Regions from separate parts of the Mus musculus genome. Here region 1 is linked to region 2. Evidence: chromatin contacts called from ENCODE Hi-C data. All regions are on one chromosome and are shown on one strand. The core of a region is the stretch at or near the end of the contact, and the rest is flanking DNA. Distances in the headings are between cores, read along the strand shown.

Region 1 (7,345 bases), core at 4,843-7,342, 760 kb before region 2:
AGAGCTCACTATGTATCAACCTACAAATCAGTACCTTCAAAATTATCAAGCATCAGACTGGCAAAATAGTTCAATAAGTAAAGAAACCTGTCGCCAAGGCCTGATCACCTAAATTTAATCAACAGGACACACAGGTCAAAGAATTCACTGGTTCTTCTCTGATCATCACATGCCCACTGTGGCATACACTCACTACTCACATAAATACAAGAGTCAACCCCTCCACCCATAGACACACAAGTAAACAATGTTTAAAAAAAACTACCAAGGGCATCAACTTAACCAATGTTAAAGGAAACTGCCTTGGTATTCAATGTTATAAACCACCGTGACCAAAAGTAGCTTGGAGGAAGAAAGGGTTTTTTTCCCGCTTACACTTTAGGGTCCATGATGAACAAGTCAGGGCAGGAACTCAAGCAGAAGCCTGAAGTCAGGAATTAAAGCAGAGGTCATGGAGAGAACACCAGCCTACTGGCTTGCTCTCCACAGCTTGCTCAGTCTGATTTCTCTTTTTTTTTTTTTTTTTAATTTTTTTTTTCCCCTGAGACAGGGTTTCTCTGTGCAGTCCTAGCTGTCGTGGAACTCACTCTGTAGGCCAAGCACTCAGAAATCTGCCTGCATCTGCCTTCCAAGTGCTAGGATTAAAGGCGTGCACCACCACCACTGCCGCCCGGCTCAGTCTGACTTCTTATACAACCCAGGACTACCTGCCCAGATATGGCACCGCCCCAGTGGGTTGGGCCCTCCCATATCAATCATTATTCAAGAAAATAGCCTATAGACTTCCCTACAGACTTGCCTATAGGCAATATGATTCATCTTCTCAACTGAGGTTATTTTCCTGGTAACTTCAGCTTGTATCAAATAAACAAAAAACTAACAAGGACAGAAACTAATACGGTCTATGTCACTGCTTTGTACATTATAATCTGATACTGTACAATTAGTTAAAAGCTGTTGTGCACAGTGAATATACCAAATTTAAAGGCACAAAGAAATGAGAACTAACCTAACAAATGGTCTTGTTTTCATGAAAAGTAGATTTTTAAAACTTGCCTAGAGGCAAATGAAGGAAGAATTTAAGTGTTCGGATAGCATAAAGTTGATTGACCCAGTATGAAATGTTCTGCTGAACTAAGAAACTTTAAGTGATGTTATTAAGCCAGAAAGATATTTTTGCTTTAAGTAAAAAAGATGAAGGTGTTCCGGGAGAAGGAATCAAACATGCTCATAAACATGCTTAAAAGAAAACGGCACTCCAGAAACCATAATCAGCAAGCAATTCACCCACATTAACTTGGAGCTGGGAAGATGTCTCAGTCAAGTGTTTGACACACGATCATGAAGATCTGAGTTCAAATCCCTAGCACCCCTCTAAAAAGCCAACTCCAGCTCCAAGTGTCTGTAATCTGTAATCCCAACCCTTCTGGGAAAGGAGGCAGAAGTGGGACCCCAGAGCACAGTGGCCAGCTGGGGAAGCTTACTGCGGCAACTCCAGACTCAGATTTGCTGTCTTAAAAAGCAAAATGGAGAGCGAGAAAGGAAGACACTCAAGGACAATCTCTGGCTCCACAAGAATGAGCGTACATGTGTGCACCTTACCCACACATACATGTGTCCTCCACTTCAGAAATTATTTTTCTAAAGATTATCTAATACCTTTTCTTTACCCCATTCTTCTATTAGTCCATTTTTGCTCTCAATAGTGCCTTGTTTTTAAGTTATGTTTCTCTTAGATGCCTGAAATAAAGTAACTAAAGTTGCAGCCTTAAAGAAAATACAATCACTGTGTAACAAAAAAAAACTATTCTGCATATTGTGTCCATCCTGATCAATGTTAAGCGCATGGTGGCCCCCCACCTTTAACTCCAGCACTCAGGAGGCAGAGGCAGGCAGATTTCTGAGTTCCCGAGACCAGCCTGGTCTACAAAGTGAGTTCCAAGACAGCCAGGGCTAGACTGAGAAACCCTGCCACAAAAAAACCCTGAAAACAAACAAACAAGCAAACAAACAAACCCACCAGCTCAGTCCTCAGCCTGCTCTAGGGCTGCACAGAGCAGCTCAACCTTTTTATGAGTTCTGTCCACCAAAATTTATTATACTGCAAAATTATAGTTGAGAACTGAAACACTTGTTTACAGAACAAGAAGCCCTCAGCATAATATTCCTATGAAACAGGAGTTTCAAAAAAAATCCTTTAAGTAGTAAGAATAAAGTACATTTCTGTAAATCTCAATTCCAGCTAAGCTAAATATGGCTTGATTCCCCTATCAGCTTCTGCACTCAAATCTACTTCAATAAATTGTTTTGGTTGATGCACACGAATATAACCTGGCATCATATCCTTTTCCTAATTTACAAAGTAAGGGCTCACTGAATTACACATATCTTCTAAAAATGAACAGGTCCTACAGCATTCTGGTATCACCAAAGCATGCTTCATGCATAAAGCTCCGATTATTTCCTGGCCACAACAAATACTGCCAAGTTGTTTTCTGTGAGCTGACAACAGCCTCACTTATTCTCGAGTTTAAGTGTCCCAATGTTAAATACTCAACAGAAACATCACAAGTCCCATGAACACAGTTATTACTTTAAGTTACTCACACACAGTACTCTTCTCAAAACTAATATTCTCCATTCTAATGCCACACCATATTAAAAAGACAATCTTAAGGGTCAGACTTTTATAAAACTAGCATTTTTCTTTCTTTGAACTACTAGGGATGGAACTCAGGACCTCATTCCTGTCAGGCAATTCCTGCTCAGACCTCCACTAGCCACATACCTCCTAGCTAAAGCTGGAATTAAGCTTCAAACATTTTTCCACCCAGCTGAGAGATGCCATCATTCCACCCTTAAAAGTCTGGAGCACAAGTGAGAAGCCAGCCTGAATGGTAGCAAGACCCTGACCCTGTCTCCAAAAAAAAGGAAATCTCAATTCAAAAGGCTGTGGTGGGGCACGCCTTTAATCTGAACACTCAGGAGGCAGAGGCAGGCAGATCTCTTGAGTTCAAGGTCAGCCAAGCCTACACAGAGAAACTCTGTCTCAGAAACAAAGAAAGAGGGAGAGAAGGAAGGAGGGGAAAGAGGTAAACAGTCACTCCTTGGCAGAAGAATAGAGGAACGGACAAGAGATGGAGAAGGGTGCCAATGAGAGTAGTACTCATATACAAGCATGAAAACATCACAACAAAACCCATTATTTTATATATTTATATTTTAAAAAACCTACAATGTTTGCTAATAAACTGCCGTCTCCTGTCTTTGAGATGGGATTTTACTTTTATCATGTAGCTTAAGTTGTACTCAAAACCCTCTCCCCCACTTCTAGAGCTGAGATTACAGAACCAACAAAAGCTCTCAACCGGGTAAAAAGGATCCCAGTAATGCACCAGCAGACCATGCTAAGGCACAGCCACATCATATTCCCGAGCAGGACCCAGCTCTACCTTTTGGGTTTTTTGTTTGTTTGTTTTTTGTAATGTTAGTTATAATTTTATTTGAATGGAATTGTGTTAAACTTTTTGTCCTTATTTCCTTTTCTTTTTTAATTAGGTATTTTCTTCATTTACATTTCCAATGCTATCCCAAAAGTCCCCCATACCCCCCTCACTCTCCTACCCACCCACTCCCACCTTTGACTCTAGGCAAGTTCCCTGCCCCATTTTCTTACCAGTAAAAGTCCTTTATACACTTAGAAGAACTACTGTCTTAAGTCTCACTAAATAGTTCTACCAACAACTTCAACAACATTCTGACACTTGCTAAGTCACTGGTACTGGTACAAAGAAAGATGTGGACACTAGCATATGGCACAGAGAATAAAATGTCTATAATGATATATACTTTGTGTTAATGCAGTGGTTCTTAAACCACGAACAAAGTCCCTCAGAGTACATCTGGAAAAGTCTGGGGACATCTGTGCGTTTGCCACTGTGAGAAGTTCCTGGGGTAAAGCCGTTGGCAACCACTAAGCAGGTCAGAGGTACTGTTACACACCCAACAAGACGTGGGAAGGGCCCTCCAGAAATTACCAGGGTTACAGCACTGAGGTGAGAAACTCTGTTAATGGAGAATGCAGAAATTTCAAGTATTTTAAAAAGCTTTAGCTTCCTCCATAACTTTTCTAAGTTTCACCACTATGGCAATCAAAAGGTACCAGCATTTTCCAAATTATGTATGTAATTATACACAAACCATATACCTTTGAGAATGTTTTGTAACGACTCAGTCCATTCTGACCATTCACCTGAACTGTCTATGCTTCAATCCCAACTTACATTGTCTAAATTTAACAGGCACACCAAAACCCACACTGGATACCAAACACAAACTATCCAGGAAATCTCAATTCAAAAGATCAAAAGTAAAAATCATGGCAAGTGATGCTGGCACACAGAAGAACAAGGCGTCCCATGGAGAGGTGAGCTCAGGGACAGAGCCCTCAAGAAACAAAGTAATGAGGAGGAAGGCAGGCCTGTCCTCCTCAGCCAGGCAGTCTTGGGTTTCCCTGGATTAAAAGTCCCAGTACACTCTGGATGGAGATAGAACAGCTTGTAAGAAACTGGCTATAGAGTTCAAATCCCATGAAACACACAAAAAAAAGGGGTCATGTGCATGTCCATCTGTCTTGGCTCCATTTTTTTAAACCTAAAGGAAATAGACTGAAGAACTTCAAGCATAGACCTGGACATGTGCGGTGCTCATGCAGCCTCCTTGTACCGTTCCACTTTCAGAAGTGCACTGAAATAAAAACTGCAGGAAACCTGTACTCTCCCTCCTACCTTCACTCCCAGACACAAGATAACATTTCTAATCCGAAGCCTTCCCTTTAGAGTGTGCAACCATATCTTTTTTTAAGCACTGATGTATCAGAAAAAAGTCTGGATGAGCTAATACAAGGTCATCATGTGACAACACCTCACTCACTCACATCTACTTGAACCCCACTGAAAAACACCAAACATCTTTATAGATTCTATTCTCGTGCTCCTTTACCCTTGTTCCATGAATAAGGAGTCAAAGGGAACTTTGTGGTTAATTAAGCCCAACAAATGTTATCACTACAGAAATACAGCTGACAGGTCTCTGGACTAAACATCAGGGTCGAGTAAAGCTAGCAAGCTAGTGTGTGAGAAAGAAAAGCGCATGAAATCCATTTTTAAATTAGTAAGTACAACCCTAGATCTGTCACATTGAGGCTACGTCCAAAACTGCCTCTCTTGTTTGGAAGAAAAGCAGTCGCACGACCTAAAGCCTTTTCGCCAAGATAGGTTAGTTGGAACATAAAACCCTCATCTACTTTCGAATCCCAACAACCGGTTTCCAAATATCTTTCTTAGGAGAAAAGGGGGGAGGGGGGAAATTAAGTAAAGAAAAATCACGGTCAAGTGTGTAAAGTAGACCTAGCGACATTAGAAGGCCTAAGTGAATTAGCTCAAAGCGTACACTCGCAATCACAACACAAGTGACCCAAGGGCGGGAGCGATCAGGTAGCGCGCCGAAGCCAGGTTGCCTAGTCACAACAAAGCAGGGACGGCGCCGCCCCGCAGCCCGCCGTTCCGGAAGCTGCCCCCGGGCCGCCAGCGCGGCCTGCTCCCTCCCGGCCCCGGTTCCTCACCCGCTCCGAGGGAAGCGGAAGTGGGGAACTAGGGGGCTGGACGGCGCCATGGTGAAACCGGGACAGGAAGGAACCCGGGAGCCGCGGCCCGCCAGTCCGCGCCGGGCGCCGTTCCGCTTGGGGATCCTGCGGGGGCCCCGCGCCCGAGGGGCCGGAAGCCGCGGCCCGGGGCGCCCGTGCGCCTCCCCTCCCCCTCCGCCACCCCCGGGGCCCGGCCGGCGTGCGCCTCACTCAGCACGCCAATCACTTACAACGGCATCGTCTCCGGCGCCGGCACCGCCCAGTCACTTCCCCCCCGCGACCGCTGCCGTCCTGGGCATGATCCACCGAGGCGGGAAGGACGGCAGCCTACCTCAGCCCCGGGGCCAACCCAGTCCTGCACCCGTGCCCCGCCGCTTTAAGCGCTTCTCCTCCTTCCCCTTCGTCCTAACATGGCGCCCGAGCGCTACCACAGCAACGTTCTAGAACCGCTGACGCCGCCACGCACACCGAGCGCGCGCCTGCGCGCGCGCTGCGCGACGCCGCAAGACCTGACGGGAAATGTAGTTCTCGGCGTGAAGCGGCGCTTCTCCCCCTCCCCCCCCCCCCCCCCCCCCCCGGTGATCTCACGCTTTCGTGGTAGAGCGTGGGATGGGTGCGGGAGGCTCCGAGCGAGAGGCTGTAGTTCATTCGCTTGGCGACGCCGTCCTGGCGAATGAGAGTGACGCAGCCGTGGCAGCGATGAGAAGGGGGCGCGGCCCAAGCGGGCGCCACGTGCGGGGCAGCCCAAGCGCGGGGGATGCCTGGAACCGAGAGCTGTTCGGTGCCAGTTGCACCTCCGCTGCGTGGGAGAACTGCTTTTTAAACATCGATGTGAGTGAGGACTTAAATGTGTTAGAGCCCAGTACAGAGCCTGTCCCAGAAGTGTGGCCGTGGATCCCCTCCCCTGACGATGACCCTCTGCATCTGTGTTGCCCAGACCTGTGCTTCTCATGCCAAATGTGCAGGGCAGGGGATTCCGGACCAAGGCAATAATTTAATAAAATTGACAGTAACCTTTGGGGTTTTGGCGGGTTTTTTGTTGTTGTTGTTGTTGTTGTTCTTGTTTGTTTTATAAGACAGGCTCCCATGAAGCTACTAGCCCTTAGTTTCTGATCCTCCTGCCTCCACCTCCTGAGTGTTGACATTACAGGTGTGAAACACCACTACCAATTTTATGTGATAGATTGGAATATACTTCTGGGTGTGACTATGACCTTGTCTCTGTGCTGAAGAGTTAATGCAGTTGGGCAGGTGAAGTTCGGGTTACTGGACCATACTCAGAAAAAGGAGCCATTCCTAGTATGCTGGGTTCATCTTAAGATAATGTATTTTTCCTTCCTAAAATTTCCAGCCCCTGGCACACTTCTTACGGGGTTTGGCTGGGTACACTCACCATTCTGTTCTGAGTAATCATTAGAAAGGCCCAACTATTCCTTTTCCTTCTCATAGCTTCTTGAAAGAAGCTTTTGGCCGGGCGTGGTGGCGCACGCCTTTAATCCCAGCACTCGGGAGGCAGAGGCAGGCGGATTTCTGAGTTCGAGGCCAGCCTGGTCTACAAAGTGAGTGCCAGGACAGCCAGGGCTACACAGAGAAACCCTGTCTCGAAAAACCAAAAAAAAAAAAAAAAAAAAAAAGAAAGAAGCTTTTGGAGGTCCCCTGCACTTAGGGCTTCCTTTCACTCCTAAAGCTCCCTCCCCATCC
Region 2 (6,857 bases), core at 2,450-4,949:
CTAGGCGGGCAGCGCATACCGTGTGGATACTCTAGGCGGGCAGCGCATACCGTGTGGATACTCTAGGCAGGTAGTGCATACCGTGTGGATACTCTAGGCAGGTAGTGCATACCGTGTGGACACTCTAGGCGGGCAGCGCATACTGTGTGGATACTCTAGGCGGGCAGCGCATACCGTGTGGATACTCTAGGCAGGTAGTGCATACCGTGTGGATACGCTAGGCGGGCAGCGCATACCGTGTGGATACTCTAGGCGGGCAGCGCATACCGTGTGGATACTCTAGGCGGGTAGTGCATACCGTGTGGATACTCTAGGCGGGTAGTGCATACCGTGTGGACACTCTAGGCAGGCAGCGCATACCGTGTGGATACTCTAGGCGGGCAGCGCATACCGTGTGGATACTCTAGGCAGGTAGTGCATACCGTGTGGATACGCTAGGCGGGCAGCGCATACCGTGTGGATACGCTAGGCGGGCAACACATACCGTGTGGATACGCTAGGCGGGCAGCGCATACCGTGTGGACACTCTAGGCGGGCAGCGCATACCGTGTGGATACTCTAGGCAGGCAGTGCATACCGTGTGGATACTCTAGGTGGGCAGCGCATATAGTGTGGATACTCTAGGCAGGCAGTGCATATGGTGTGGATACACTGAGCAAAGCATGATTCACTTTCCCCGCACGCCGAGTTGGATGCCGAGCAGCTGCAAGCTGCTGAGGAGGAGTTTGCCTTGAACTCTTGGCTGCTCACTGGTAACTGAAACTGTGGCAAACCAAACTGCTCCTCAGCAAAGGTTCCGGTGCTGACCATAGATGCCACAGAAAGAGACAAAGCACCTGTGTGCCTGGGGTTCTGGGGTGAGGCGTCTGCTTTGCATGCAAAAGGCCCTCACTTCAAGTCCCAGACTCACAGCTCCTGCCGCCATGCTAGATAGGACATTAGGAGGAAAACTACCCTGTCCAGTCCTGAACACCTCACAGTCGTGCAATGACACATGCAAGAATGTCACTAAGAACTGGCAGGAACTAGGGTGAGGGGACCTGACAGAAACACTTCAAGGGGCCAGAGAAAGCTCAGGGGATGACACTGAGGCTGCCACTCAAGAGAGTCTCCATGGAAGAGGGAAGAAAAACCTGGCAGGCGGTGGTGGCGCACGCCTTTAATCCCAGCACTTGGGAGGCTGAGGCAGACCTGGCTCGGAGTCTGATAGGGAATCTTTCCTTAGGAGAGAAGATCCTAGAAAGCCTCGCTCCCCAGTCAGGAGAGCACTTGGTTGGAACTCTGAGCATGGACTGGAGGCAGCTGAACCCACAGAGCAGCCAGCGAGCCCGACTGACTGTAAGTGAGGCAGCACTATTCCAGTCTGGGGTGGGGGAGGGGCCATGGGAGGAGATCAGAAACCCTGCAGAAAGGAAAGGCGCCATCTGTGATTGTCTGGTTGGAGGTTATGGTGAGCCCTGCTGGCTGCTTGCTAACTCGGGGGAAATGGAAGGAAGATGGGCTGTCACAAGACTTCTGTACATCGAGATTCTCAAGGCACCTGAGGGACACCTAAATCATCAGGCTACAGCTGAAAGAGGAGAGTGTTTCCACGACTGCCTGTACCATAAAATTACTTTGAATAATAACAGAGGTAGGCGTGGGCCTCGAGAGAAAAGCCAGACAAGGGTAAAACCCTGGGTCTGTGTGCTTGTGGAAGGACAGCCATGAAGATTGAAAAGGAGGAAGGAAAGAAGACAGAGATGGGAAATGTCCAAGCCACAGCAAGGCCAGGTGAGGGCCCAGGCTTCCTGCTTTGGGCCGTGAGGGAAGTGTGACCGGAGACTGATTCCTGACCACTGGTGGCCGCTTGCCCTTTCAGTTCGGGAAAGAGTTGGGAGGAATTTGCCACCTTGTCTCCCAGCTGTGAGTGGCCCCTGTGTGTGAGCCTGTGTTTGTTCTAAAGCATCTAGAGAGCCTGTGAAGTAAGCAGAGGGCCCCACCATTTTCCCCACGCATGTCAATAGCAAGCAAGAATCTGCACAAGATTGAAGAAGTGGCCTTCCTGCAGAGGCTGGTAGCTGTCCCTTTCGCCCTGGTGCTTGTAAGACCTTCAGTGTCTGTGGCCACTGGGGTGGGCGTACCTTCTGTTAGCCTTTCCATTGACTTGTTTTCTGCCTACTGATTTTGACTGTTCACCAGGAAGTGTGTGGCACTTGCTGTGTGTGTGTGTGTGTGTGTGTGTGTGTGTGTGTGTGTGTGTGTACCCACTCCACCGTAGAGGAGATTTAGAATCAAAGGTTGTATTAGTCAGGGTTCTCTAGAGTCACAGAACTGACGGGTCGTCTCTATATAGTAAGGGAATTTGTTGATGACTTACAGTCTGTAGTCCAACTCCCAACAGTGGTCAGCAGCAGCTGTGACAGGATCTAGCAGTTGCTCAGTCCCACAAGGCAAGCAGGAGAAGAAGAGAGAGAGTAAATCTTCCTTCTTACAATGCCCTTATGTAGGTCTCCAGCTGAAGGTGTGGCCCAGATTAAAGGTGTGTGGCACCATACCTTTAATCCCAGATGACCTTGAACTTGGAAATCTCTCTGTCTTAATCTTCTAGGATTCATAGCCACTATGCCTCAAGGTCTCCATGCCAAGATCCAGGTCAGAAACTTGTATCTCCCAGCCTCCAGATTAGGGTCACTGGTGAGCCTTCCAATTCTGGATTGTAGCTCATTCCAGTTATAGTCAAGTTGACAGCCAGGAATAGCCACTACAAAGGTCTTTAAAGTCAGGGGAAGTTGCAGTTTTAAGGGCTGGCAGCAACCACTTGGAAAGCACACTTTCTGTCTGGTCAGGGGCCAGTGATCAGCAGCAGGACCCTAAGGCATCCTGAAGCTAGGCTTTTACAGTGAAACATGGTCTTCACTATTCAGGAAGGCTCCCGTCCAACCAAGAATTATGATGGAGATGAGGTTGGAGAGGTGGCTCAGGGGATACACTGCGAGCCACACCAACAGGAGGACCTGAGCTCAGTACTCAGCATACACATAACATGCTTAGCATAGTAGCATGAGTGCTAGGAAGTCGGGGACAGAGGCTCCCCAGAGCTTGCTGGCCAGGGGACTAGCCAATCGATGCCCTCCACATTCAGTGAGAGACCCTGCCTCAAAAACCAAAATGGAGGGCTGGCGAGATGGCTCAGCGAGTAAGAACACTGACTGCTCTTCTGAAGGTTCTGAGTTCAAATCCCAGCAACCACATGGTGGTTCATAACCACCCGTAATGAGAGTTAATACCCTCTTCTGGTGTGTCTGAAGACTGCTACAGTGTACTTACATATTATAATAATAAATAAATCTTTGGGCCGGAGGGAGCAGAGGTCCTGAGTTTAATTCCCAGCAACCACATGATGGCTCACAACCATCTGTACAACTACAATGTACTCATATACATAAAATAAATAAATATTTTTTAAAAAAAGACTGCTGCAGGCAGTCACAGCTGCTCTGACGAAGGTGGTAAAGGCTGTTGTGCTGTGAGGACAACACCCTACAGGTCACTCTCAGCCTTCACGTGGACCTATCTGACATTTTTAAGCCCTGCCACCCAGCTCAAGAGCGCCTGCCTGTCTGTCTGTGGTTGCACAAAGTACCACAAAGCCTTCCTGGGTTCTTCCAGCCTAACTAGGATGCCAAGGCCACGCCTCTGGGAGTCAGCCAGGGCGGGGCTCCTGGACCTCCCTCAGCTTTCTGGGCACCCTGCCTATCACAGCTTCTAATATTATCACAGGTTCAGAAAATAAAGAGAAACGCTCTAGTGGCTTTGAAAACTGTTGTCCCCGGAGAGCAAACACCCAAACCGCTCCTTTTCCCACCTAGTAGAGACCTTCCTCAGAAGACGCATTCTCTTCCAGAGTTGCTTTCTGTTTCAAGGAGTGGGGATTCAGTTCATCACAGGAGGAAACATTCGGGCAGATCTTCAAATTCATGGCACACGTTCTGCACGCTCCTCCCAGGAAGACAGCAAGAACTGGTGGTCCCTTTGCTGGGTGTCGGAGCCTGTGGAGATAAGGCATCTGGCCCTGCCCAGCCAGCTAGAGATGTGTGAGGCCCAGAGAAGAGCCCAGTCAGGAGGCTTTGATCCTGGAGGCTTTTGTGCTCTGCCAATCCCCCCTGGGCTGGAAACATTGATCTTATGAAGTCTGCATGTGGATTTCAAAAGGAAAGGGAACAAGCAGGCCAGGTCTGCAATACGCGGCTGTTTAAATATGAATGATGAAGCGGGGAGGGTGGACGACCTTCAGCGTAGTGAACACACAGTTCATGTTTGGTCACCAAGGAGAGAGCTGAGCAGAGACGAGACTTTCCTGGTACACAGCAGTTCCGAGAAAACAAAACCACATTCATTATGTGTAGTGGGCTCGTTGGCCTGGCAAGCTCGGTGCCATCAGCCCGAAGCTCTGTTTTCTTTTCTTTTCTTTTCTTTTCTTTTTTTTAAATTTTAATTAGGTATTTTCTTCATTTACATTTCCAATGCTACCCCAAAAGTCCCCCATACCCTTCCCCCCATCCCTACCCCCCACCCCACTTCTTGGCCCTGGTGTTCCCCTATACTTAGGCATATAAAGTTTGCACGACCAATAGGCCTCTCTTTCCACTGATAGCCAACTAGGCCATCTTCTTATACACATGCAGCTAGAGACACGAGCTCCGAGGGGTACTGGTTAGTTCATATTGTTGTTCCACCTATAGGGTTGCAGACCCCTTTAGCTCCTTGGGTTCTTTCTCTAGCTCCTCCATTTTGCACAGGCAGATAATAAACAGGACCGGACGACTTCAGCTCATGCACGCACAGTTGAAGGAGTGAGCCTGGCGCGCGTGCTCTCGGGCTCCAGGTCCATCAAGTGACTTCTCTGTGTTACCAGAGCCCGTGCCATTTCTCCCCAGCTTATTTTATCTTATCAATAGCTTCACCCAGAATAATTTTTAACAAAAGAGCAAAAAAGAGCACCGTGTGGAAATAGCACCTAAGAAACAGATCGGAATTTACTCATGACACAGAAAATGGTCCTTTGCTATGGATACCACACAGAATTTGAGTGACTAAGAGGTTGGTAGGACGGTTCAGCTCATAAAGATGCTCACTACACAGAGCCTAATGTCCGGAGTTCAGAACCACATAAAGGCAGAGGGAGGTTACAGCTGACTCCAGAAAGTTCCTCTGATCGCTCCTGCACAGCCCCTGCCCTATACACACACCATGGATGGACAAAGACAATTAAAAAAATAGAGCTGAAGCCGGGCAGTGGTGGCGCACGCCTTTAATCCCAGCACTTGGGAGGCAGAGGCAGGTGGATTTCTGAGTTCGAGGCCAGCCTGGTCTACAGAGTGAGTTCCAGGACAGCCAGGGTTACACAGAGAAACCCTGTCTCGAAAAACCAGAAGAAAAAAAAAATAGAGCTGGAGAGAGGCTCTAAAACACATGATGCTCTTGCAGAAGATGAGGGTTTAGGTCCCGGTTACAGTTTCAAAGGATCTAACATCCTCTTCCAGCCTCTGTGGGCACCAGGCTCACAAATGGTGTAGACATGTGTGTAAGCGAAACACTCACACACATAAAATAGGGGGGAAAAAAAAGAAGTTATTTTCTTAAAAAAAAAAAATTAGAGTGATTAAATGGGAGGCAGAGACAGGCAGATCTCTGAGTTCCAGGCCAGTCTGGTCTACAGAGTGAGTTCCAGGACTAGAGCTACACAGAGAAACATTGTCTAGAAAAAGGAAACAAGACAAAACAACAATCAAACAAGAATCTGGACTGTGGGGACTGAGGAGATGGCTTGTAGGTGAAGTGCTTGCTGCACAGTGTAAGAGCCCAAGTTCAGATCCTCAGCAACTATGTGAAAAATGCCAGCCACCCTGTGCACCCAAAACCCCATGCCAGGAAGCTGAGACAGCCAGATCTCAGGGCTTGCTAGCCAGTTACTCTGGCAGAAATAGGTTTAGGGTAGAGAAATCTTCCCTGTTGCAGTAAATAAGGTGAAGAAATGATTGAGGAAGGTATCCCAACATTGACCTCTGGCTTACATGCATATACAAACATAGACACATACATACATACACATATATATACATACAATGCATACACACATATGCATGCATACACATGTATACACACATACATGCATGCATACACACGCACATACATACACACATACATATACACACATTTACACACATACATACACACACATACCTACATACACCTGCACACATAAACACATACATACCTATACACACATGCATACACACATACATACACACACATACATGCTTACACACTTACATACACACACGCACACAAGTACATACACACACACACACACAGTAAGGTGAGAGAACGAGGGGAGGGCCATTGTATATCTGGTCAGGCACATGATAGTTGGGTGATGGTGGGCAAGGGGTTATTTTCTCTTTTCCCCTGATTGTGAGTTGACAATCAAGGCTCCCAAGAAGAGCAGTGGCACAGGCAAAGGATCAGAGTACTGCCCGCCTCCTGGTAAGCCCTTAGTAAGCACAAAGTATCTTTAGTATTCCCCATCATCCAAGCTTAACCCACAACTCACAATCTCCAGAGGGCCTTCCCTCAAACACCCAGGCCTTCTGCTTCTTCTGTCTCTACATTCCTCCAGGAAGTCCACGGTGCAGCACAGCCTGGTTATTTCAGTATCCCACATGCCCCTGTGTTGTTATCCTCACACGCTCTGCAGGAATGTAATTTGTTTTTATTGGACTTCCACAATTCAGAGCTCAGCCCAGAGCATTTACTGGCACACAAACATCCCCTAGTTAGTACACTGGAGGGATAAACAATTAGGAAGAACAGAG

What was found. Hi-C counts contacts between places; a loop is a spot of excess contacts on that map.
Region 1: a loop to region 2 is called in a map of T-helper 17 cell, with 2.9 times the contacts of the local background. The contact joins the promoter of Papola here to the enhancer-like site in region 2. A Hi-C loop is called at or near these places in 2 of 37 maps with a recorded cell type or tissue (T-helper 1 cell and T-helper 17 cell).

What each region holds. Positions count from the first base shown.
Region 1 is chr12:105,783,444-105,790,788 of GRCm38, reverse strand. Papola (poly (A) polymerase alpha) reads right to left here and starts at 6,092. Exons shown (of 22, transcript NM_011112.4): 1 at 5,875-6,092. The coding sequence starts at 5,882.
Region 2 is chr12:105,016,889-105,023,745 of GRCm38, reverse strand. Gm46375 (a long non-coding RNA gene) reads left to right here. Exons shown (of 2, transcript XR_003950255.1): 1 at 1-1,338. Among named protein-coding and RNA genes, the nearest start is that of Gm46375, 6.4 kb to the left of the region's middle. Within about 2 kb of position 3,699, at least 2 of the 3 ENCODE cell types and tissues checked have a DNase peak (open chromatin) inside an H3K27ac peak, as active enhancers do.